5 separate regions of the Homo sapiens genome follow, and regions 1, 2, 4 and 5 are each linked to region 3. The links are chromatin loops, found by intact Hi-C in ENCODE. Cell type or tissue: mammary epithelial cell. All regions are shown on one strand.

The links. A loop is a pair of places that touch in the nucleus more often than their neighbours do. Peaks named below come from ENCODE experiments on the same cell type or tissue, not always from the same donor. Only the 100,000 strongest peaks of a DNase experiment are listed, where the experiment ranks them.
Region 1: it touches region 3 in a loop (7-fold over the local background); 29 of 110 quality-filtered maps call a loop at or near these places.
Region 2: a loop joins it to region 3, with 2.9 times the contacts of the local background. A loop is called at or near these places in 4 of 110 quality-filtered maps.
Region 4: a loop joins it to region 3, with 5 times the contacts of the local background. A loop is called at or near these places in 19 of 110 quality-filtered maps.
Region 5: a loop joins it to region 3, with 5 times the contacts of the local background. A loop is called at or near these places in 18 of 110 quality-filtered maps.

What each region holds. Positions count from the first base shown.
Region 1 is chr6:89,968,537-89,973,536 of GRCh38, forward strand. All of the region lies in intron 6 of BACH2 (BACH transcriptional regulator 2), which reads right to left. Among named protein-coding and RNA genes, the nearest start is that of GJA10, 77 kb to the left of the region's middle. In mammary epithelial cell, CTCF peaks have their summits at 1,713 and 2,282 (motif pointing right); no DNase peak of the experiment used is centred here.
Region 2 is chr6:89,998,208-90,003,207 of GRCh38, forward strand. All of the region lies in intron 6 of BACH2 (BACH transcriptional regulator 2), which reads right to left. It also overlaps the pseudogene RN7SKP110. Among named protein-coding and RNA genes, the nearest start is that of GJA10, 110 kb to the left of the region's middle. In mammary epithelial cell, a CTCF peak has its summit at 1,989; DNase peaks (open chromatin) are centred at 1,154 and 3,394.
Region 3 is chr6:90,096,223-90,101,222 of GRCh38, forward strand. All of the region lies in intron 4 of BACH2 (BACH transcriptional regulator 2), which reads right to left. Among named protein-coding and RNA genes, the nearest start is that of BACH2, 200 kb to the right of the region's middle. In mammary epithelial cell, a CTCF peak has its summit at 1,920; a DNase peak (open chromatin) is centred at 2,029; H3K27ac peaks cover 3,139 bases.
Region 4 is chr6:90,173,513-90,178,512 of GRCh38, forward strand. All of the region lies in intron 4 of BACH2 (BACH transcriptional regulator 2), which reads right to left. Among named protein-coding and RNA genes, the nearest start is that of BACH2, 120 kb to the right of the region's middle. RefSeq lists an enhancer at 222-366 and a cis regulatory region at 294. In mammary epithelial cell, no CTCF peak of the experiment used is centred here; a DNase peak (open chromatin) is centred at 2,569; H3K27ac peaks cover 1,329 bases.
Region 5 is chr6:90,166,978-90,171,977 of GRCh38, forward strand. The region is part of intron 4 of BACH2 (BACH transcriptional regulator 2); the gene reads right to left. Among named protein-coding and RNA genes, the nearest start is that of BACH2, 130 kb to the right of the region's middle. In mammary epithelial cell, no CTCF peak of the experiment used is centred here; a DNase peak (open chromatin) is centred at 1,964; H3K27ac peaks cover 372 bases.

The sequences.
Region 1 (5,000 bases), 130 kb before region 3:
GAAAAGTTAAATTGATAAAACATCATTAGATCACAGAAAGGCTAAAGCCATAAGTATTTTGTGTACATATGAGGCATTTTGCATAAATGTTACTAAATAATCAATGCAAAAAATTTACTTGAGCATTCACTGTGCTGGATGCTGAAGTGAACTTGAAAGAAGCAAAAAATGTAGTTTTAAAAATCTGTCTTGGGCTGGGCACAGTGGTTCACGCCTATAATCCCAGCACTTTGGGAGGCTGAGGCTGGCCGATCCCTTGAGGTCAGGAATTCCAGACCAGCCTGACCAACATGGTGAAATCCCATCTCTACTAGAAATACAAACATTAGCTGGGTGTGGTGGCGTATGCCTGTAGTCCCAGCTACTTGGGGGGCTGAGGCAGGAAGACTGCTTGAATCTGGGAGGCGGAGGTTGCAGTAAGCTGAGATTGTGCCACTGCACTCCAGCCTGGGTGACAGAATGAGACTCTGTCTCGAAAAATAATAAAAAAAGAATGTGTCTTAAAAATGTAGTCTTTTTTTTTTTTTTTTTTTTTAGGCTGAGTTTCACTCTTGTTGCCCAGGCTGGAGTGCAATGGTGCGATCTTGGCTCACCGCAACCTCCGCCTCCTGGGTTCAAGCGATTCTCCTGCCTCAGCCTCCCGAGTAGCTGGGATTACAGGAATGTGTCACCACGCCCAGCTAATTTTTTTGTATTTTCAGTAGAGATGGGGTTTCTCCATGTTGGTCAGCTGATCTTGAACTCCTGACCTGAGGTGATCCGCCCATCTCGGCCTCCCAAAGTGCTGGGATTACAGGTGTGAGCCACCGTGCCCAGCAAAAATGTAGTCTTAAGAAGGTAAGAATTCCTGGAGGAACTCACAATGTATCACAATCAAATAGGAGAATAATTGATGCTGACCTATCCATTGTTGAGACTCCTGGTGCAGCAGAAGATGAGAGACAAGGGACGGATGTGGGCTGCCACCACTCTACCACTACGCTTGGATGGGAGCAGGTGGGGGACAGAGAGCGCAGCACCAACAGGAGTCAGCCTTTGTCCTTCAAATATTGTGACCCTGACCTTGGCAGCCTCATGCTTTCTAGGAAAGGCTCTGCCATATGCACCTGGGATTAACACCCTTCTCTACCTGAGAAACCAGTGCCCTCCACCCCACCTAAATGAAACTTCAAATGGGGCTCATAAAAGGGAATGACATGACAGGAAGAGAAACGATCTGTTGGGAAGAGGCTGACAGTGCTCGGAAAACCATGGAGCAAAACAGATGGAAGAGGACACATATACCAGTCCTGCTGGAACTGCAGGATGGTGAGAAAAGACTGCAAGCTGGCTTGGAAATGAAGGCTGGGTGAGTTGAGTGAGCAAAACTGGTTCATCCTTAACCTGCTAAGTTAGAGTAAGAGAATTTTAGATGGTGGGGGTTGGGGGATGACTGTCTTTTAGATCAGCTTGGAAAAAATAAAAATCCTCTTCTACACTAAAGTAGGAAAGACCACAGAGTTAGCAAAGAAGGCATTTCAGAAAGTCAAATGGGGAAAAAAGAAGAATGTTAGATAAATAGGTGAAATTATAAAGTGTCTAAAAGCAACTCCAACAGGAGAAAGAAGGTGGGCAGGGTCAGAGTTCGGAGGATGTGAAGGGCAACAGAGGCCCTGTGAAGTACAGGCCACCCTCGTGAGGAGTAAGGACAGTGCTGTCCTGCCACCTCAAGGTAGGGCCTGGCAGTGCCCTGTTCCCAGTTCTGTGCCCCGAAGTGAAGCGCCGCCGACAGGCTTTGATGATCTTTCCACCTCCTGACTCTTGGCGGGCAGAGCATACAGTCACAGACCAGATATTAGAACACTTTATCTAGCATATGGAAGGAACAGAATGTCAAAGGGGTTTATTACTGTACCTGACCAGATAATCAGGTAATTAGCACTATTAACAGAACAGATTGGACACATTTATACATGCATTTGTATATCTCCGGGGAGGCATAGCTTCAAAAAAACATAATATCAGGTGTTTTTTATTATAATGTTTGTGTGTATGTGTGTTTTTCTAAAGAACATTTTATTTCTCAGAAAGGATACCAGGCATGTTTCTTTTCTGCACCTGTACGGCCCTTTTTCACTTAGTCAAGCTGGACTGCAAACAATGAAGAAGGAAATTTGTTTCTGGCCCCCCCCAGATCTTACAACAAGCACTGCCGAGCTGGCTGGCTTCTTTGTTCATATGCCCAGGCCCCCACCTGGGTGGTGCGCAATTCTAGGAATATGCTCTGGCTGAAAGACAGAAAAGACCAGGAGAGGGAGCACAAGAACACAAGATATTTCTATATCTGGGTCGCAGGGAAAGTCACAGAAAGAGAGCAAGGCAAAGAGAAGCAAATGCCTCAAAAAATATATGCGGGATCTTAACGGTGTATTTTTTAGGTGCAATAAAAAGGGAATTTGGAACTTATGGTTTGTTCATCACATAGAATACATTTTTAGCAAATTATATTTAATGCAGAATAAAGGCTATTTTATTTATTAGTTTGTCCTGAATGATATCATTACTTTATGAACTGCCAAATCTGTCAGCAATTATTAACACTCCACAGCTAGCTGCCTTCCCCTAGGTGTTTCAGTTCACCTTTGCCACACAGTAACATGGGAACAACTGCGTCAGACGACAAGCATGCAGCCCCAGGCACAGATCAGTGAGTTTCAGTGACACTACAGCACTTAGCTGGATTAAGTTTATAGGCTGAGAACAAGGTAATGACACCAGGCATTCTCCTCCACAGGAATTCACAATATGGGATGTCACTGGTGGGCACCTTTTCAATATAAGATACAAATCACCTTATCCCTTTAACGAATGCATACTGACCACTTTGCATGGTTCTATTGTGTCTTAGGTGCTGGGGGCATAAAACAATGAATATGAAGGAAACGGTACTTGGTCTGAGAGGTTCTAGGCTATTGGGACAGAGACAAGTCAACAGGTAATCACAACACAGCCATGATAAGAACTGTCAGTACGGTTCTTACTTACAGGGTGTGTAAGTCCATTTTCATGCTGCTGATAAAGACATACCTGAGACTGGGTAATTTATAAAGAAAAAGAGGTTTAATGGACTCACAGTTCCACATGGCTGGGGAGGCCTCAGTCATGGTGGAAGATGAAGGAAGAGCAAAGGGACATCTTACATGGCCGCTGGCAAAGACAGAATGAGAGCCAAGCGAACAGGGAAACTCCTTATAAAACCATCAGATCTCATGAGACTTATTCACTACCAGGAGAACAGTATGGGGGAAACCGCCCCCGTGATTCAGTTTATCTCCCACCGGGTCCCTCCCACAACACATGGGAATTATGGGAGCTAAAATTCAAGATGAGATGTGGGTGGGGACACAGCCAAACCATGTCACAGGGGAAGTACAGCTGCTGGCGGAAGGGCATCTAACTGAGGAGGTGACAAATGAGCTGCAGCCTGAGGGAGGATTAGTTAGGTTTTGGGTGGGAGCTGGTGTTCCAGATGGAAGAAATGAAATGTGCAAAGACCTAAGAGAGAACATAGCATGCAGTGTGGTGTGGCAGGAGCAGCAGCTGGGGCAAGGGCACAGGTGAAACTGGAGAAGGGAGCAAGGGGACGGGCTGGGAAGGTCCTTCCGTGTCCGCCGCCGAGGCTGGCCCAGGGGCCTCACTGGAGTCTGTTGCGCAGGAGAGTATGAGGGAGACTCCTTTGGCTGCATTTGGGGAACAAGCCAGACGGGCGGCAAGCCAGTCACAGAAGTCCAGGCAAGCACCACTGTGGCCGGGATACAGGCAGTGGTGTTGGGAAGGGAAATATAGACAGATGAGAGAGGCCATTAGGAGGAAGAGTTGGCGAAGTCTGAGAGTATAGGCCAATTCAAGACTGAGAACGACTAAAAAAAGCATCATGTTGCTTCTAACTAACCAAAGCCACAACCTGGATACCCCATTGACGAAAACAAGGTATCTTTGGAAGCTATTTGGGACGCTTTACAGTGTGTAATAGGAATTATGTACAGGTTCCCAGGCAGACCCAAGGCAGTTTAGGTTTCAGAGTCATAAATTTTGGAGGAGGATAGGGCTCAGAATTCTGTAGCCTGGGGCTTTCTTTAAATGGACACCTTTGATGTCAGTCTGTTGTTTCAGTTTCTGCCTAATGTAGGATTTTTAAAAACAGCACACTTTCCCAGTAAGTCATTCTGATCTGGCAATGAGAAAGAGGTGAAAGTTCTCACAGGATGTAAAGGGTCTTTAAAAAAAACGACGGGCTGGGTGCAGTGGCTCAAGCCTGTAATCCCAGCACCTTGGCAGGGTGAGGTGGGCAGATCACGAGGTCAGGAGTTCGAGACCAGCCTGGCTAACATGGTGAAACCCGTCTCTACTAAAAATACAAAAAAATTAGCTGGGCATGGTGGCGGGCACCTGTAATCTCAGCTACTCGGGAGTCTGAGGCAGGAGAATCGCTTGAAACCGGAAGGCAGAGGTTGCAGTGAGCTGAGATTGTGCCACTGCACTCCAGCCTGGGCAACAAGAGCGAAATTCCATTTCAAAACAACAACAACAACAAAAACAAAGATGGCTGGGCGTGTTGGCTTGGGCCTGTAATCCCAACTACTCAGCAGGCTGAGGGAAGGGGATCGTTTGAGCCCAAGAGTTCAGGACCAGCCTGGGCAACACTGAGACCCCATCTCTAAAGAATGAAAATAAAAAAATAAGAAAATATAAAAAATAAAGGTGATTGGAAAATAGATGAGCTAGTATAATGTGAGATGATGCTGCATACAGCCATGGTCAGAAACGGGGAAAAGGCAGGGGAAAGTTGACTTTCCTCCCAGGACCTGTTTGTTGATTTCCATGATAATTGTGGAGCAACCTACCAAACCTACCAGTTCTATGACCAGGGTCTCCACTTGGACCTTTAGAAGCTTCTTCAACACTTGAGTGGACTTCAAACTTCAAAGTGGACTTTGTGATTCCGACCCTCCTGCCTCCCT
Region 2 (5,000 bases), 98 kb before region 3:
TGGGAACAGCTGCCAGTATTTCTCTTTGCTGCCAGTCAGTCAAAAATGTGCTCACGTTGGAGGCCTGGCTCCATCCCACCCAGGGTGTGGAATGCATTAACTTTTTCACAAACAGCCTTCGCCAGGCTGCACACGAAAGTCCATCTCAGCAAAGCTCACCGCATTACTAGCTGGCTTGGAGGTGATGCCAATGTCAGTTACAGAGACTGTCAACATATTTTAGGAGTCTATGGCAAAGTGATGAATTTTACTATGTGTACCAAATTAATGGCAAAAAAGAACACTTCCGAGATCCTAGGAAACCAAAAGTGTTATTATTTAATTGCTTCTCCACTCCTCAAAGCAAAACAAGCCAATTCTTTTCTAGCCTGCAATTTGGTTCAGAACCCAAACAAACAAGAAAATAAAAGTATTAACTGATTAGTGCCCACAATTTTATTCTATTTTCTTTGTGCTTTTAAGAACAGCCTTCTTTCTTTTTTCCCTTTTTTTTTTTAACTGACCACCATGCATCACTCCAATGCCTGGGTATGATCCATTTTATTAAAAAATTCCTGAATCAATTTCCTGGCTTACAGCTTATCCAACCAAGATTCCAGGTGTTCTCACCATAAGAAGGGCCTCTTTCAAAAGCTGTCTGCTTTTATAACTGCACACCCACCAGAAATGTCATGAACACCCCAACAATGGAGTTGAAACCTGAAGACATTGGGTGACATTCCAAATTTTTGAATGGAATGCGAATCCATTAAGATTATTAGGTAACTTTATTGATATCCTCAGATTTGTGCCAAATGTTAAAGCTGCCAAAGAAAAGACAGAACAAAAACTGACTCTTGGATTCTAACTCTGAGTATTTTGGTGTGGAAACTGTGTTTTCTTGTAACTCACTTAAAAAACACACCGTGCTTTCACTGTTTAACTGCAATCTCAGTTTTCAGGAAGCAAGAGAAATGAGATACATAATCAATGTTTGCCTTCTATTCAGCTTTCAGCCTAAATGATCCTGCACTTGTATTGGCAAATGAGGACAGGTATTAACAGCGAACAGGAAACCTATTCTAAGAAGGACTGGCTCAAGTGAAGCACCACTGCATCGTGAGTGACTCAACCATCTACTCAAAGAGTGATTACTCTGCAAGGATGAAGCCATGCTAATTGGACAATGGCTTGCTGCCAGTTCGTGCTGGCGTGACCTACAATACCCTTGGCTGACAGCCATGATGTCTCTTTGTCACACCTTTTTTTTTTTTTTTCCAAGGGTGTAGGGTGTAATCTGGATGGGAAGTAGAAATAATTTTGAAAAACTCTCACAAGTGCTATTTAAATTCTTATCATAAATTAAAAAGTTTAATTAAGTACCTTGGTAAAGGCCCGGGTTCTATGATTAACTACGACAAAATAATAGTTATGATGACTGATCAAGTGAGGAACTTTATAGCTCTGAACTTTGTCTTTAAAGCTATTATTAATTTTAATTGAAATAGCTAAGAGACTCCATAATGGGAGAAAGAAAGAAACATGAAGGATATTTTGTTCATATACAGAGGAGTTTAAAAATGAATAGATACGCCGGTAACTATTTTAAAAAAATTGATGCAAACAAGTTTACTTTCAGAGGCCTTGTCATAAATCTATTTCAAAATGTTGATTATTGTGGTCATCCTACATCAGATAGGGATAAATAGACATAGTGAAAAGAAATCTTAAAAACGGCTTTGAAATCAGGTCACTTAAAATGATTTTTAGATATGTCTTAGGTTTTTGTCTACTCAACTCCTACTACTATGCCAAAAGAGGAACACATTTCTGCATAAGTTTCTTTAAATAGGCTTACTGGCCTCAGGATTTAAAAAATGTAAGAGGTTTGGAAACAGCTTATGTGTCTCAGTTTTAAAATTAGCTATTGCTGTGGCTATTTTCACACTAGATTTCCCTCCCTCTGTATCAGCACCACAGCCTCCAGGGCTGGAGTCACAATAGTATTAGCTCCCCTTTCTGTGGCGCTGCCTTACCGCAACTCCATCCGAGACTGAGGACCACATTTCAGGGCTAGCAGTCACCTCTGCGTTACTATAAATAAGTTCTGCCTTTAGGCATTTCAAAATTATCAGTATGATTCTAGGACTTGAAAACTTCTCATTTGCCAGCAAGTAGTTACCTGAAATATTTTGACTTCTTATTTATTTGCTTTTTTTTCATCTGCTGCCAAGTCTTACTAACGCAACTTGGAAAATTGCACCACAGCTTTTAATGAGGATTCTGAGGTAACAGCCATTTCATCAGAGAAGACTGTTCTTTCCTTTTAGGGGAATAATAACACCTACTGTTTCTATAGCACCATCCTTCCAAGAAGTTTAACACATCACATTTCATTTATCTGAACAGCGGCCCTGCAAGTCAAACTGGTAACTAGCATTGTTACTCCTTGTACACTCATATTGAAATTGAGGTCATTAAATGTGAACTAATTTTCTCAAAATCTTAACACCTTCTGACATGGTTAAAGAGCCATGATCCGCCTATGTTCTAGGTGATCAGATAGCCCAGAAGTCTCTTTCCGCTCTTTAGCTGTCATCTCCTGTGAATGCCTGTAAGGAAGGCCCTTTCTGAAAAGTCAGGGAAAAGTCATAAAAGTGGGAGAACTGAGCTTGTGCCTCTTCTGGAGTCCTGTGGTTCTCTCCCTTCCTGGCCAGTTTGCCTCCCATCTTTATGGCTTTTCCCTACCTCTCAATCCAAACATCCCTCCACTCTTCCTGACCAACAGGATTTTTTCTCTCTTCCTCCAACAGGAAGCTAGCCAAGTTCAAGGACTGTAAACCTGTGTGACATAGGCTAGGATCTCAGAGATCATCCAGCCCCAATCCATCATTTTCAGATTAGGATGTGACTTATTGAGTCTGGCCATTTGGTTAGTAGATCCCATCCTCTGTTGCATACTGAAGGCAATTGAACTTCTGTCTCCTGTATCATCAAGTTTTCTCTCTCTTTTGGAACTTTCCCTTCAGCCCAGGTATTAGGACAGGTTAGGCTTTGCTGTGCTAACAGATAAAACACCACATCTTGAGAGATTGTTTGGAGCTTCTAGCAGGCAGCACAGCTATGTATATACTTGTGAATGAAGAACGGTCCTCCTCTATCAGGGAAGGTCGTCCTCTTCAACCAAGCCTGCAGCTTCAGGAGGGACACACGTGGAGCAGTGAGGGAGGGAAACGACACCCACTGAGCCAGCCAGATCAGCCCAATCAACCTGGCGATGTTGGGGTGACAGATGTTGCAGCCAGATTGCCTTCACATCCAGAAACACCAAATCTTGAGTGCTTAATTAACTTAAAAGTTTATTTCTCATCATGTCAGAGTCTGATTTGAGTCAGATGGATTTTGCTGGCTCTCTTCCAACAGTGACTCAGGGACCTAGGCTACAGCTTCATCACTCTAGAGTCCTTTGACACCAGCTAAGTGGATGGGACAAAGCATAAAGAGCTTATACCTACTTTTGACTGCCTTGGAGCAGAGTCCTCACCTCACATTTCATCAGCTAGATCTAGTCATATGGCCTACCTGATTACAAATTTAGTCTTCCTGTGTGTCTAGGAAAGAGGAAAACTGGGTGTGGGTGAGCAATGGTAATCTTCACCACAGAGTACAAACATGTTGGGATTTCTTCCTACTTAAAATAAAAAACCAAATGAAACCTCTTTTGACACCGTTTCCCTCCAGCTACTGATCTACTTCTCTGTTCCCTTTCACTCAAAAAGCCTTATTCTCTCTAGAACACAATCAAATTGGTTTTTGTTTCTACTGCTCCCCCAAAAGTGCTCAACGAAATCACAAATGGCCTCCAAATTGCCGGATGGTCAGTTTTTGGCCTTCATCTTAGCTTACAGTCAGCATCATTTGACCTAGTTGATGGCTCTCTCCTCCTCGAAATGCTTTCTTCACCTGGCTTACCACGCACTATGCTTTGTTGCTTTTCCTCCCACCTCAGGCTTGCTCCTTCTTGGTCTACCTTGCCGGCTCCTCTTCATCTCCCTGACCTGTTAATTCGAGAAAGCTCCAAGGCTCAATCCTGGGACTTCTTTTCCTTTCTATCTCCACTCACTTCCTTGGTGATCGTATGTAGTCCTGTTGCTTTTAGTATTCCCAATATTCTGGTATTACAATTTTTATCTCTAGGATAGACTTCTCCCATGAGTTCTGGCCATGTAAGTCCAACTGCATACTAGACATCTTTACTTAGATGTCAACAGGCATCTCAAACTTAATATATACAAAATAGAAGGCCGGGCATGGTGGCTCACGCCTTAATCCCAGCACTTTGGGAGGCCGAAGCAAGTGGATCACTTGAGGTCAGGAGTTCGAGACCAGCCTGGCCAGCATGGCAAAATCCCGTCTCTACTGAAAATACAAAAATTAGCCAGGCGTGGTGGTGCACACCTGTAATCCCAGCTACTTGGGAGGCTGAGGCAGGAGAATTGCTTGAACCTGGGAGGTGGAGGTGGCAGCGAGCTGAGATTGTGTCACTGGACTCCAGCCTGAGCAACACAGTGAGACTCTGTCTCAAAAATTAAACAAAAAAATAAACAAAACTCCCAATTCTACCCGAGTCCCCAATCCTACTCCTCTCAGTCTTCGCTTCACCCATCTCAGTTAATGCCAACTCCATTCTTCCAATAGTTGAGGCCCTAAGCCTGGATGTTATCTGTGACTCCTCTCTTTCTCTCCCACCTTGTATCCAACATATAAGAAATTCCCATGAGCTCTACCTTCAAAATATCACCAGAATCTGACACCAACCACCATGTCACTGCTATCACCCTGGTGTAGGCCATCAGGTCACACCTGGGTTGCTGTCTTAGCCTCTTGTGTCTTTTCCCTGCTTCTGCCCTGGCCCTCTTTCAATTTATTTTCACGTGGCACTCAAAATGACCTGTGAAACTCTCCAGTGGCCAGCTCGTTCCAAAAAAAGACCAATCGCTCAGTGAGGTGCACAGTCTGGA
Region 3 (5,000 bases):
TCCCTTGACTATGCAAAGCCCTTGCCTGGCCTTGCCACCTGCTTCTCTCTCTGCCTAGAATTCCCTCCCACAACCCTTAGCCATGCTGGTTACTTCTCCTTCACTAGGTCTAGTTCAAATATGTCACTTGCAGAGACACTGTCCTTAATGTGCTCTGTCCTCTCCCAAACAGCTAGGCATTGCCCTGCTTGTTTCCATCAAGGGATAACCAAAATCCACATGTTTATTTACTGTATAATTACCTATCTTCTCTCTTGGTCCATGTAAGACCCACAGCAGCAGGGACCTAGCTTCTCTTGCTAACCATTGATACCTGACACTTGGAATAGTGCCTGGCACAAACTTGAATGAATGGCTACACCAATACATGAATGAAGATCAGTGTTTGCAGAGTACAGTGACAGGTACACATAGAGGAACCAGAGGAGAGACATTGCCCTGGGGATCTGCCTTTGCCAGCCCTCGAGTCCTAGGCCAGAGTTCATCTGCTCTCAGCTTGAACCCTGCCTGGAGACTGAGCATACACCTGCACTTGGCCCTTGGCCCTCTTCTCCTGCTGCACCTCCTGACATAGCCTCTTCTTCCCCAACAGAGGCTCTTCCTCACACGATGAGCTCAGCTTCTCTCCCTGGATCTAATCTCTACATTCCCACCACCATCCACCTCGTATAAAAATCAATCGTGCTTACTTCTCCTGTGGTCACATACCCTTCAGATAATCTGGGGCCACGGCCTTGGGTTCCATCACACCCATAACCATGTGGCACTGTCAGGGCTGACTCCTGGCTTGTTGCATGCATCCCTAGTCCAGCCTGACATCCAGCACCAGGCTCTTTCCCAGCCTTCTGTCCTGAGCCACCTCACTTCTTTCTCCTGTCTGCCCTCTCTTCCCAGGTCCAAGCTCATGGATGACTCTTGGCAGGCTGGGGAAGAGAAAGAATGTGGAACAGAGGAGAGAGAAAGTCAGAAGCAGCAAAAGCTGCTGTGTGTCCACATGGGAAGCCCGTGGACTACATCTGTCCACGAGAATTTTCATAGTGTTCTATAGATTTTTTTTAAAAATAGTGAGTTTAAACTATGGATCAGCAGAGCTGAAAGGGACCTTGGAGATCACTGAGTCCCACTGTCTCACTGTACTGTTGAAAAACCAACATGTGAGTAATGGACCGAGGAGGAAGAAGGCAGCATTTGTGGAGGGCTTAACATCTGCTTTGGGATATAGGGTCCCAGGTCCCATAGCCAGTGAGTGGCAGAGTGGGGACCATGCAATGCTTAAATGAGCACTTCTACCCCATACACACTTTGCCCTACGACTTACATATTCATACCACGTGTGGGAAAGGGTGTGGCATTTACCACATAAAGATACTTGGAATTCTTGCCTCAAAGGGTAAGTGGGTTTTCCTTCTGTATTAGCCGATATACTTTTTAAAAATTATGGTAAAATATCCAAAACGTACAATTTACCACTTTAATCATTTTTAAGTATACGGTTCAGTGGCACCAAGTACATTTGTTTCGTTGTACAGCCTTCACCACTATCCATCCAATACATTTTTAAAGTGAGTATTTTCTAAAACTATACATCCAAAACAAGAGTGAAGGAAACAAAAAAGAAGTAGAAAGAAAAGACAGGTAGAAAATAAACTTTTGGGCATGCATTTCAGCTGACAAAAACCTTTCATACGAATTAGCTTCTCTGTGACATATTCATTATTTTCCTAGTAATGAAACGGGAACTGTGAGACACCATGTGAAAAGGCGGCTTTTATTGTTTCTCTAGGTTCTATACTAGCTGTATCCGCTTACAAAAATGTTATACAACCCAGTACATCACAGCCTTCCACGCCTCCTCCATAAAAGGACAAGTAAAATAGTATTTCTTGGAAAGACAGGCATTTACCAATGCACTGCATCTAGATGGAGCTGTCTCCATCATTCTAGTCTGTTTCTAAACAGGGTTTTAAAGTCTTGGCACAGAACACAAAGAATGTCCCTTAGCTATTCAGCATTTAGTTCAGCTCCACAATATATTTAGCAAGATTTCTTTGCCCCCCCCGCAACCCCCACCCTTCCCTTCTTGGTTTAATGACCTCAAATGTACCAACATCCTGTCTTACCTAATCCCCTAACAAGTTCTATCAAATGCCAGGACAGAATCAGACAGCACTGCAGGCTGTGAGATCATTCACTAAGAATTCATTTTTATTCCAAAAATTAGGAGTGCCAGACCATTTAACACAATCTATCACACAGCCAGAAAATTAGCCTAGCGCTTTAAGAGAAACATTTAAATAACTTTTAAATATCTTCTTCCTGACATAGATTCTTTAAAAACCTGAAGACTCTCTCCCCAGAACCAGACGCATAGACACAAAACATTTCCACATGATAGCAAGAGCTCAAGGACCCTTTGAAGACGATGTAGGCCCCCTAAGAATCCATAAACCTCAGGTTAAAATCTCTTGTAAAAGAACTCCAGTACTTCTCTTTGTCTACAAGCCCCTGTACTGGATCCTGATCCATGGAGCATCCAGGGTAACTTCTTCTGGGGCCACTTTTGTCTCTGGATGAGAAACGACTTGTTTCAGCTTCCGGAACACCCCTACGTGGCTTCTGGTCCAACTGACTGTCAACACGGCTAGGCCTCTCCCCAATTCAGCTGGCTACTCTGGGAACGTTCATTTCTCTTACTGGTCCATGACATGCTGGCTCTACCCCAGTGTTAGGTTTTGCTTTTCAATTGGCAATCTTGGATCCTGTGGTCCCTTCTGTCTTCCTGTCACTTTCCTTGTGGTCCTTGTGGAACTTTTGTTTTAAAAATTAAACCTGTTTTTTTTTTCTTTATCATAAAAGCAACGGCCTCCCGTTTGCACTTAATTCCTTTGTTTTTTCTCCAAAAGCATACTTCAGCCTTCATACCTTTGTTCTTGGGAAGACTTTGCCCACCTCTCTAAGTGGCAGGTCGTGCCACTCTCTGTTCAGTTCGGGACAGGGTTTCTCCTCCAGGAGAAGTGTGGGGCAGTGAATTAGGAATAAGCCTAAAGTCAGAGAGACCCAGGTCTAGTCCCAACATAGCTGACTTTGGCCAAGCAATTTGAACAAAGGCTCAGTTTCCTGATGTGAACAAACAAGGAAGATTAAAGCCAACATATGCTTTTGTTTTATTTTTTTTAGACAGGGTCTTGCTCTGTCACCCAGGCTGGAGTACAGTGGCGTGATCATAGCTCACTGCATCCTCGAACTCTTGGGCTCAAGCGATCCTCCGGCCTCAGCCTCCTGAGTAGCTGGGACTACAGGTGTGTGCCCTTAAAACTGGCTATGTTTTTTGTTTTTGTTTTTTAAGGAAGACTAAGAGAGCTGATATGTTCACAGCTTCTGAAACACAGAAGGTATCTAGTAAATGGTGATGATCATTTCATTCCCTTCTAACTCTTCACATATGGGATTCAGCATACATTCTATATTTTAGAAGCAACTCCTGCTGCTTTCTATTAGGTGGCCAGGACCACTTACGTTTGGAGGCTTAGGCATTTTTTAACAGGTTTATTGAGATATAATCAGCATATCATACAATTCACACCTTTAAAATATACAATTCAATGTTTTTTAGTATATTCACAGAGTTGTGCGACCATCACCACTATCTAATATCAGAACATTTCCATCATCCAAAAAAGAAAACCTACACCCATAGTAGTTACTCTTCATTTCCTTTCCCCTTCAACCCTTGGCAACCACCAATCTACTTTCTGTCTCTGTGGATTTTCCTATTCTACACATTTTGTATAAATGGAATCATCTATTATGAGGCCTTTTGTGTCTAGCTTCTTTCACTTTACCATATTTTCAGGGTTCACACTTGATGTAGCAAATGTCAATATTTCATCCCTTTTTATGGCTGCATAATAATCAATTATATTCATCTACCACATCCTGTTTATCCATTTATATCAGTTGATGGATATTTGGATTGTTTCCACATTTTAGCTATTATGAATAATGCTGCCAAGAACATTTTTGTATGGTTAGACATATTTGGACATGTTTTCAATTTACTTGGATATATACCTGGAAGTGAAATCGCTAGGTAGGATGGTTAATTTTATGTGTTAATTTGGCTAAGTCACCATACCAAGACTTGTGGTCAAACATGTTTGGGTGTCGTTACAAAGGTGTTTTTTAGATGAGATTAACATTTACATCAGTAGTCTTTGAATAAAGCAGATTACTCTTCATGAGGTGGGCCTCATCCAATCAGTTGAAGGCCTTAAGAAAAAAGGCTGACCTCTCCCAGGAAGAAGGAATACTGACAGCAGACTCCCTTTGGACTCTAACTGCAACATCGATGCTTCTCTGGGTCTACAGCCTGCTGGCCTACCCTGCAAATTTTGAACTTGCTAGTCTCCTCAATCATGTAAGCCAATTCTTTAAAATAAATCTGTCCCTTTCCTCTCTCTCTCTACACACACACACACAGACACACACACACACACACACACACAGACACACACACACACACACACACCCTCTATTGGTTCTATTCTCTGCAGAACCCTAACTAATATACTGGGACAAATGGTAACTCTGTATTTAACATTTTGAGGAACTGTTTTCCAAAATGGCTGTAGCAGGACAATCCCACCAGCAATGTATAAGGGTTCCAATTTCTCCACATCCTCACCAACACTTATTACTGTCTTTTAGACTTTAACCATCCTAGTGGGGGTAAAGTGGTAACTCACTATAATTTTGATTTGCATTTCCCTAATGACCAATGATGCTGAACATCTTTTCATTCACTTACTGGCCATTTGTATATCTTTTTCTGAGAAATGCATATTTTAGTTGTCCATTACTTGTCTGGGTTGTCTTTTGAGCATTGAGCTGTAAGAATTCTTTATATATTCTGGATACACATCCTTTGTCAGATACATGATTTGTAAGTATTTTCTCCCATCTGTGGACCATCTTTTCACTTTCTTAATGGTTTCCTTTAA
Region 4 (5,000 bases), 77 kb after region 3:
ATGTGTAACAGCATAAATGAATCTCAAAGGCATTATACTAAGTGAAAGAAGCCAAACACAAAAGTCTACTTACTGTATGATTTCATTTGTATGACTTTCTGGAAAAGACAAAATAACATAGTGATAAAAAATAGATCAGTAGTTTCCTAATGCCAGACGTGAGGGAAGGAAACTGATAGCAAAAAAGCATGAGGAACTTTCTGGTGTGACGGAAATATCTATAGCTTTATTGTGGTAGTGGTTACATGACTATACACACCTGCCAAAATTCATCAAACTGTACACTTAAAATATGTGAGTTTGATCATATGAAAATTATACCTTAATAAAGCTAGTAAAAAGACAAATTCCAATTATGTGATTTACAAAGCACAAATCTAAAGCCTTTTGTGTCTTTGAATAAAGGAGGCTGGGGGAAGAACTGCGTAGGCAAATAATAACCCAGAAATCTGGTGTAGCTAAATTAAACCCATACACAGTTAATTTTAGGCAAAGAGATAAAAAGGGCCATCACATATTAATAGAAATATTTAATTCCCTGGGAAGATATAATATGTTCCTAATAATGTATCTTCAAAAATATATAAACCCAAAAATAAAAGAACCTCAAGGAGAAACTAACCATAAGACAGTCTCATTTATGAACATAAATGCAAAAATCCTGAACAAAATATTAGTAATTCAAATCTAATAATTTCCAAAGAAAAATAATGTGTCTAAATTTGGGTTATTCCATAATTCAAGGTTGCTTCAATATCAATCAGTGTTATTCACTAGATGAAAGAAGAAAATATATGATTATCTCAAAGAATATAGAAAAAGCATTCAATAAAATACAACATTCATCATTCATGATTAAAACAAAGAATAGAAAGAAACTTCCTGAACTGGATAAAGGATATCACAAAGCAACCCTATAACAAATACCATACTTTATAATATAAATGAAAAGTTAAAGTTTTATCTATCACTATTTTAATTTAACATTGGAGATTCTTGCCAGTTCAGTAAGACAAGAAAAAAGAATTAACATTTTATGGGTTGGAAAGGGAAAAAAAACTATCATTACTTGTAAATGATATAAAGAATCTACAAATTACTTTTATTAATAAGGAAGCCAATAAGGTTTCCATATACATGATAAAATGTAGGACCCTTTGACAGTGGCATGGCTAAATAAACTACAGTAAAATAAACACAATAAAATATTCTATAGCAATGAAAATGAATGAACTAAAGTTACACAGGTCAACCTGGATAAAACTCAGAACATTGTGTTTTGTGGGGAGCAAGTCACAAAATAATCAGTATGATTCTATTACATAAAAGCTAAAATGAGATAGTATATTGCTTTGGGATATATATATGGTAAAATTATATGTGGTACATATGTAGTAAAACTAAAAAAAAAAAAGCAAACAAACAAGACAGTAAGTAACTCAAAATCCAGGAAAGTAGTTGGGGAGAGGAGAAAACAATAGGAGAGAGGTACATAAGGGTTTCAGTAGCAATGATAATGTTCTTCAGATGAGTAGCAGAAATGTGGATGTTTTCTTTATTTAATCCTTTAAAGTGTATCTACATGTTATATATTCCCTTCCACATGTATGATATACTTCATAATCTAAAGAAGTAAATGAACCTGAGTGAACTTTGTTAGAAATGCATTTTAAAGTCAATGTTACTTCAAGTTGGAAAACACAGGCATTTAGGAAGTTCTTTTTCTATATCTAAGTTTTGAAATTAATATTTATTATTTTTTCTTATTCCTTATTCTAGGAAAGTTGAGAGTTCTCATTTATACAATGGTTTTCCTATTACACTGAAATCATAAGAAACTCTCTTGGTAGGTTTTAAAGGTAAATTATACAACCATTTTGTTTTCACAACTGCCTGTATAAGACAGAAGAAAAACAACAAATGAACAATTAACTGGTAAGGAAAGAATATTAACTAATAAGAAATGTCAAAAAGGCTTGACTTCTCATATTAAAAACAACTTTTTGGTGGAAAAAACCTAATCCCTTCTTTTGAAAGAGAATTTTTCAAAATTCTCAGTGTTGGGGCGGTGGGGGGTGAGTGGCTGGGGGTTGGGAAATCAGATCTCAGATCAATAAACAGGCAAACAGGTTGACTAAGAATAGAAGGTATCATTATGTATTTTACATATTTTGTATTTTCTGCATATTAGATGTTTTGACATCTTAAAACTACCTTTCTGGCTAGAGAGAGACTGTCTCTTTCAAGGCTAGCCGATTCTCAGAGATAACAAAGAGCCCGGCTGGTAGCATGCCTTTGACAAGAAAATTCACCAATCTAGAGACACCCCTCCTCTATCTGGCCCTCAGAGGCAATATTTCTCTGCCTTTACTATACCACAGCCAGGTACCAAGCAAGCAGGGACCACCCAGAAAGCTTGGAGCCTAACCAAACTACTTCAACTAGCAATTCTAAACTGTTAACCCTGCCCTGCCTTGCCTTTCCCTTGGAAACTCCAATAAAGGCTGTGGCTGGCCCAAGCTCTCCCCTGGCTCCTGCCTTCTGCCTCCTGACTAACACGGGTGTTTTCCCTTGTGGCCCTGCGTAGCATGTGGTGACACGCCTCTATGGGACCTGTGAATGTAACAAATTTCTTCCTTCCAAGCCCTGTTCTCATTTCCCCTTCAGTGGCTGTACTGATTTTATCACATATCCAACATGTACATTCTTAAAACACATAGCAAAGCAGGAGTTTCAGATGTTAACCAAGGTCTCCAGGAATGACAATTCTGGAGCTCAGGGCGAGCAGAGATTAGTGAAGGAGGGAGCAAATTTACAGGAAACAAGAATATGCAAATACTGAGAGTTTGAGAGTTCAGTGGTCGAAAAACAGGAGATAGCTGTGGAAAGTGCACACTGGGAAGGGGCAGCTCTGAGGCACCTCACGGCACCTGGACAACCTCAACCAGCTTAAGGTGCCTAACAGAGGAATTTATAAGCTTCTTGCTGGTATGGGAACAAATCCCCAAGTGAGGTGCCTGCTAGATAGATCTGCAGGTTGAAGTAGATCAGGGAAACGACACACCGGAGGAGAGGGATGTAGGGGCAGAAAAGAGGGGCCCATCCAAAAAATGTGTGTGTATCCCCACCTACCCTTACCTCCTTCCACTTTTTCTACAAGCGTCAGAACTGCTCAACATCATCACTTCCAAATCAGTTTTGGTGACAGAGTCCAATTGCCCAAACCAGATGCAATGCCCTCATTATGTCTTACCAGCCCTCCTGCTCCTGCCTCCTCCAGTTCATGCTTCACGTAGCCACAGAGTAATCTTTATAGAACACAAATATCACCATATTACTTCCCAGCTTAAAAACCTTTCAGGATTGACCCATATCCACCCAGAGTAGCCTCCAAGCCACTTAGATTGTCCTCCTTTCTGCCGTCCTTCTGGCTTCTCTGGCTGGAGACTTTAGACCACAGCACTGTAAACTGATTCCAACTCCATGTTAATATGTTAATTTAATATGTTAATATTAAAATATTATTTCATGGGTCCAGGTATTAGCACATTATGTACTCTTTTCTCCTTCTGAAAGGAAGAATCTTTGCCTGCCTTAACACTATTATTCATCTTCAAAAATCTGTGCAACACTTCATTCTGAAGCCTCCTCAAACAACTGCAGTCTGCTCGCTTTATGGACCACCTTGCTGCTCTCATTACATTCAATGCACACTATTTTATTCACATGTATGTCTGTCTTCCCAACTACACTGCAGACTACTTGAGGGCAGGGATGGTATCTTATTTTTTCTTTGTATTTCCAGTGGGTAGCACAGCACCTGACCCATAAAAAAACTATCATCTATTGAGCACCTACCGTACAGCAGATCCCATACTAAGCTTTTCAAATGTTATGACGTGAGTTCCCACAACAACTCAATGAACTATTTATAATTACCTCTTTTACAAACGAGGAAACTGAGATTTAGGAGGTTAACATCCCCAGGACCTTCCAGTTAGTAAGTGGTAGAATTCTGATTAGGACTTGGGTCTCTGACACCATTGCCTACGTTAGCTCCTTGGGCCTCTGGTGAAACGTAATGCACGAAATGTGGATCGGATCGTATGAAATCTCCCCCAACTTACACCCTGGGTTGAAGGCTGTGAAGCTTATGCAGAATGCTAGAGGAGGCATTAGGACATGGGGTTTCTGGTTCTGCCACTGATTAACCTCAACTCTGGGCTGTCGCAGGCTTTCTCTGGGCTTCACTTTCCTCATGGGGGAAATGCCATCCTTAACAGATCCCATGTCATATCCTCACTCTTAAGGACCTCTAAAGCTGATAAGAAGGTACTGTGAATCATAAACCTAGGTACTCTTTCTAGATATTGGCCTTGAAACATCTCTTCCTTCACTGAAAAACTGCTTCTGAAAAAGGATGCCAGAAGCCACTTTTGGTCAAGAAAATGTCCACTTTTGTTCTCAGCACAGAGCAGGTACCCGGACTTTCCCTGTTCCCAAGTGCTGTAGACCAAAATAGCAGGGAACCAGGATGAAGTCAGCCAGAAACACGCTTTCTATAACTGCTCTTCACAGAAGAGAAAATCAACAAGCTAGTGTTTAAATAATGTGCAGGGTGTGATACCAACCGAACCTCCGCCCTCCTTCCTGGGGAAATGCAAAGTTTGCTGTGGCCTTTTCACAAACCTCGGAGAGAATGAAATGTCAGCTCTAACACTGAATTTCCCAGCTTCATTCCACTTCCCTCACCACCTCACTATTACCTAAGATGACATTCTGTATATTAGTATACTACATCTTAAACATCATCCCTCACTCAGACATCAGATTACAAACAAACAGCTGAATCCTACAGCTGTTCCCACTAGAAACAAAAAGATTCTTAACATATTTGAAGGGAAAAAATCTGTTTGTTCCCAGATGTCTCCTGAGCCCATTTCTGGGGCGTGTCTACTAGTAATAGTGCGTAAACGCTAACTGTACTCCTCGCTCCTATT
Region 5 (5,000 bases), 71 kb after region 3:
GCGCACCAACATGGCACATGTATACATATGTAACTAACCTGCACGTTGTGCACATGTACCCTAAAACTTAAAGTATAATAATAATAATAATAAATTTATGTGCTGTGGACCATGGAACAGGAAGGAGTCTGTTTGACCCTCACAGTATTCTGAAATTTGTCCTCTCAAAAAATTCCTGATGTCAACTCCTATTTGTATCATTTGCCTCTTCCTCACAGAGGTAGAGTGAAGCTATGTGGTAGAGCATGGCTTTGCAAGGAGTAAAATGTTTTAAAAAACTAGTTAGTGAACCAAGGCTGGAGAAGTTTCCTTGCAAATGGTTTTCCTATTCCCTAGGTGGGTGTCATTTTGGATGTTGCTATCAGCTACCTCCTTTTTTCTTTTTCTTTTTTTTTGAGATGGAGTCTCGCTCTTGTTGCCCAGGCTGGAGTGCAATGGCATGATCTCAGCTCACTGCAACCTTTGCCTCCTGGGTTCAAGCAATTCTCCTGCTTCAGCCTCTCAAATAGCTGGGGATTACAGGCACCTGCCACCATGCCCAGGTAATTTTTTATATTTTTAGTAGAGACAGGGTTTTACCATGTTGTCCAGGCTGGTCTCAAACACCTGACCTCAAGTGATCCAAAATGCCTTGGCTTCCCAAAATGCTGGGGTTATAGGCATGAGCCACTGCGCCTGGCCTGCTATCAGCTACCTCTGACTTCAGCTGGAGCTTCATCTGTAAGGGCTCCCAGGCGCTCCTGGAAAGTACACATTTCCCCAGCTTTCATTCACTTTATTCAATGATTGAGAAAGAGAAACATGCTTGGCCAGTTCACAAATCTGAATTTAGATGTTTGGGAGTTCTCCAATGTTTCACTTCTTTTTGCTGAGGTAGGCTTGTAAACTTGGTTAAAAGAAACTGGTGTAACCTCTTTGAAAAGACAATTGGGCTCTCTCTCCCTGTATTTTACACATGGATGTAAAAGTCATTAAAAAGTACATATTCTTTGACCTAGAAAATCACTTTCTAGGAATCTAGCCTAAGGAATCACTGGCTATATAAACAAAGAGGATGTGCAAAGAGGCTGACCACACCGCTGATTATAAAAGTAAAGTAGGCCTGGTGCAGTGCTGCACGCCTGTAATCTCAGTACTTTGGGAGGCCAAGGTGGGAGAATCACTTGAGCCCAGGAGTTTGAGACCAGCCTGGGCAACATAGTGAGACCCCATCTCTACAAAAATAGAAAAATTAGTCAGGTGTGGTGGTGCCTATAGTCCCAGCTACATGGAAGCCTGAGGCCAGAGGACTGCTTGAGCCCAGGAGGCAGAGGATGCAGGGAGTCATGATCATGCCACTGTACTCCAGCCTGTGCAACAGGGCATAAAAGTGAAGTTTAACTAAACCTCTAACATTAAAGGATTGGTTAAAAAACATGGAAATTCAAACAATGGAAAACTATTCTGCCATTAAAATTTTAAAATAATGATCCACATATTATTGACATGCAAAGATTTCCACAATATATTGTTAACCCAAAGAAAACAATAGGTTTCAAAAATATGTGTGGTTGTATATAGGGGAAGGTCCGAAAGGATCTGTATTAGAGGTTCCCAAATGATTCTGGTAGCCCTTAGAGTCTCAGTAATTTTTCACAATGCCTCCAGGCCCAAACAAATACCTAATAGAGCTGTCTGTTAAGTAGTTAGATCCAAACAACATAATAACTATTTATGTCAGAATGATTTAGCAGCTGAAAAAAAAACACACATAAATGAAAACTACTATTTCCTTCTCAAGTAACTTTGTTATAACTTGTTTATAGAATGTATACACCTGTTGGGCACTGCATAACTTTAAATCTTGGAATCGCTGGACACCACTACCTTATTTCCTGTTCCACGCTGGTTTTCATGTGATACACTTTTTATCACTAAACACTCAGCAATCACTGAAAACTCGGTTTTGTAAAGATATGATGTCATCAAAAGGAATGTAGTGTGATCTAATGCTGAAACTGTGAACTATCTCCAGCTAATAGTTGGCAGAGTGTTGTACGATGTTTCCCTTAATGATGGAAAGTATCTGTGCCAACCCTAGAGCTGCACCCAGAATTTGCTGTGGTGCCCCAGAGCATCTTGGCACACAGTTTGGAGCTGCAGGTATATAACAAGATGTTAACAGTTGCTTTCTCTCAGGTTACTGGTGATTAAAAAAAAAAAAAAGATTTTCTGAACTTTTTCCCAATAAACATCTGTTATTTTTTACAATTAGAAAAACCACTAAAGTGATTTATGTATTTTTCAGAGTTCTTTATCTTTACAAGAAGATGGAGAGTCTCCCCAATTTTTTACTGTGAAGAAAAGTCTAAGCATAAACAACAGTAAAAATGGAGTCTTGGATGATGCCTTAATGATGAAAAACTCCCTCATGAATAACGTTCTGCAATAACTCCTCCTATTCTGACCCCCTCCCTGATACTTGCACAGGTTGGATCAATGAAGTCACTGGTGTCAGGACACTAACCCAGACATTCACCCCACTTCCTGCGGGTAGCCACTACAATTGTTTAATAATAGACTCTCTGTCCCTCAGCTGATGTGCTTGTAATAGAGCATGGTCATGCCCTTGTGGGAACTGAGCTATAAATGGTGCTTTGCTCTTGGTCTGCAGAGCTTTAGTCTCTGGATTAACGGTGCTCCTTTTAAAACAGTGCCTGCTGCTTTGCACCCTGGTGTACACTGCTGCCGTCTTTAAAGGTCTCCACTGCTCTCTTTGTTCCCTTCTGGTTACTTTTGCCCTGTTTGTCAGTTTTTGCACTAAAGAAATGAATGGGCTTTTATACCTTCACCAATTGGGACTTTCAGAACCAGCCTAGTGAGTTAAGTCTAACAGATATTTAGCCCCCTTTGATAGTCAGTTGTTGCTGGATATTTTGTTTGTTTTTGCCTTTGTGGGAATTGGTGGGCAGAAAAAAACATTTTCCAGTTTCATGCTATTTTTAAAACCTGAGGATTTTTTACAAGTTTTGGCATCGTATAGTTGAAGTTCTATTGTGATCAATATTTCTATTCATTTACTTTCTTACTAAACAAGTGTCCAAGGAATTATAAAACACTTTTTTTTTCTAATTTAGAAACTTCTACAAATGTATACATCAATTGCAACTTAACCTTTACAAGTTTAGGAATAATGCTGTAGTAGAATATTTAAAGGAACTTTCTGCATAAACTTCAGTTAATATAGGTCTTACTTTTAAAATATCTTCTTTAAAAAATAAATAATATTGCTTACTATTGGGATAAAATTATTTTAAAAAGAATAATGAGAACAGCTCCCAATTCTCCTTTACCTGCCCCAGGGTTCCCTCAGCACTTATCACCTTTTCAACATACTATACACTTTACCTATTTATCTTGTTAACTGTCCATCTCCTCCAACCAGAATGTAAGCTCAGTAGGAGCAAGAATTTTTGTCTGCTTTAATCACTGATACATCTTGTCTCCAGCACCTAAAATGTAGGGGCTCAACAAGTATTTGTTGAAAAGTCAGTAAATGAGTGACTGATTCTTAAAGACCTTTTTGTAACTCCATTTTAGAAGACCAAAGAAAAAAAGACAAAATCTTGAACATTAATATTTATACAAACCAAATACTACTTTTTGTAGGTAAAATATGATTCTATTGTGATGTAAAGTTACCTTTTTGACTGTAGTGAAATCCATGAATGGCAAGGATCTAACTAATTTACTATTGCTCCTCTTCCAGGAAATGTTTCAACTTTCAAATAAAGAGGACTTCTGATTGTCAAGCATGGCAAATTCATGTGGAATGCCTAAAAATGCTGAGTACTAAAAATATTTTTAAAGATATGGCTAAGCAGCAAGAAAGTAACAGCAATTGTTAAAAGTTGAAAATGACAAGGAAATTAGAACCTAGAGAAGTAAGTAGGTAAGTCCTGCATAAGTCAATCCCTGATGGGGATATTAAGAGACAAAGGGACAGCCTAATGTCCACACAGGAAGGTCAAAGCCAATACCCTTGAAAGATGAAATCCTCAGTGGGTAAATTAAAAAAAAAAAAAATCTTCCCAGAAATAGAAGACAGAATAAGTCTTGGTGATGGGAGAGGAGAAAAAAGAAGAAAATTTCCTCAAAAAATACAAAGCCCAGGCTGGGTGCAGTGGCTCACGCCTGTAATCCCAGCACTTTGGGAGGCCGAGACAGGAGGATCACTTGAGGTCAGAAGTTTGAGACCAGCCTGGCCAACATGATGAAACCCCGTCTCTACTAAAAATACAAAAAAATTAGCCAGGTGTGGTAGTGTGCACCCGTAGTCTCAGCTAGTTGGGAGGCCAAGCTAGGAGAATCGCTTGAACCCAGGAGGTGGAGGTTGCAGCGAGCTGAAATCTCACCACTGCACTCCAGCCTGGGTGACAAAGTGAGACTCTTGTCTCAAGAAGAAAAAAAAAAACAAAACCCCACAAAAAAACAAAAACAAAGCCCAGAAATTACATATCCATGTGCCCTTTCCAAATCCAAATAGGGTAAAAAGTCCTGAGTTGGAAATGACTACAAACACATAGCAGAAGCAAATACAAAGCCTCTCTAGAATAATGAATATTAAATCTAAGTTTCAAGAGATTTTCATAAGAATTCCAAGTAATTAAGTTCACAATCAAAAATCACAAAACAAAGAATCAAGCTGTCATGAACATGAATGAGAAAAAACAAAACTGCAGAATGAAATCATCAAAGGCTTTAGCTATTGAATGTATTGAACACAGATATAAAATAGATGTGTTTAACATTTTTAAAAAAGTAAACAGGATCTTAAAATATGAACAAGGAAGATTTCAAAAATGACTAGGCAGATTTAAGAAACAGCCAAAAATAACTTCTAGAAATGAAAATATAATAATTATATTTAGAGACTCACATGAGTAAGTCCAATACCAAAATAGATGCAGCTGAAGTAGGAATGAGTGATTTGGTAAACAGATATAAAGAAATTGTACATA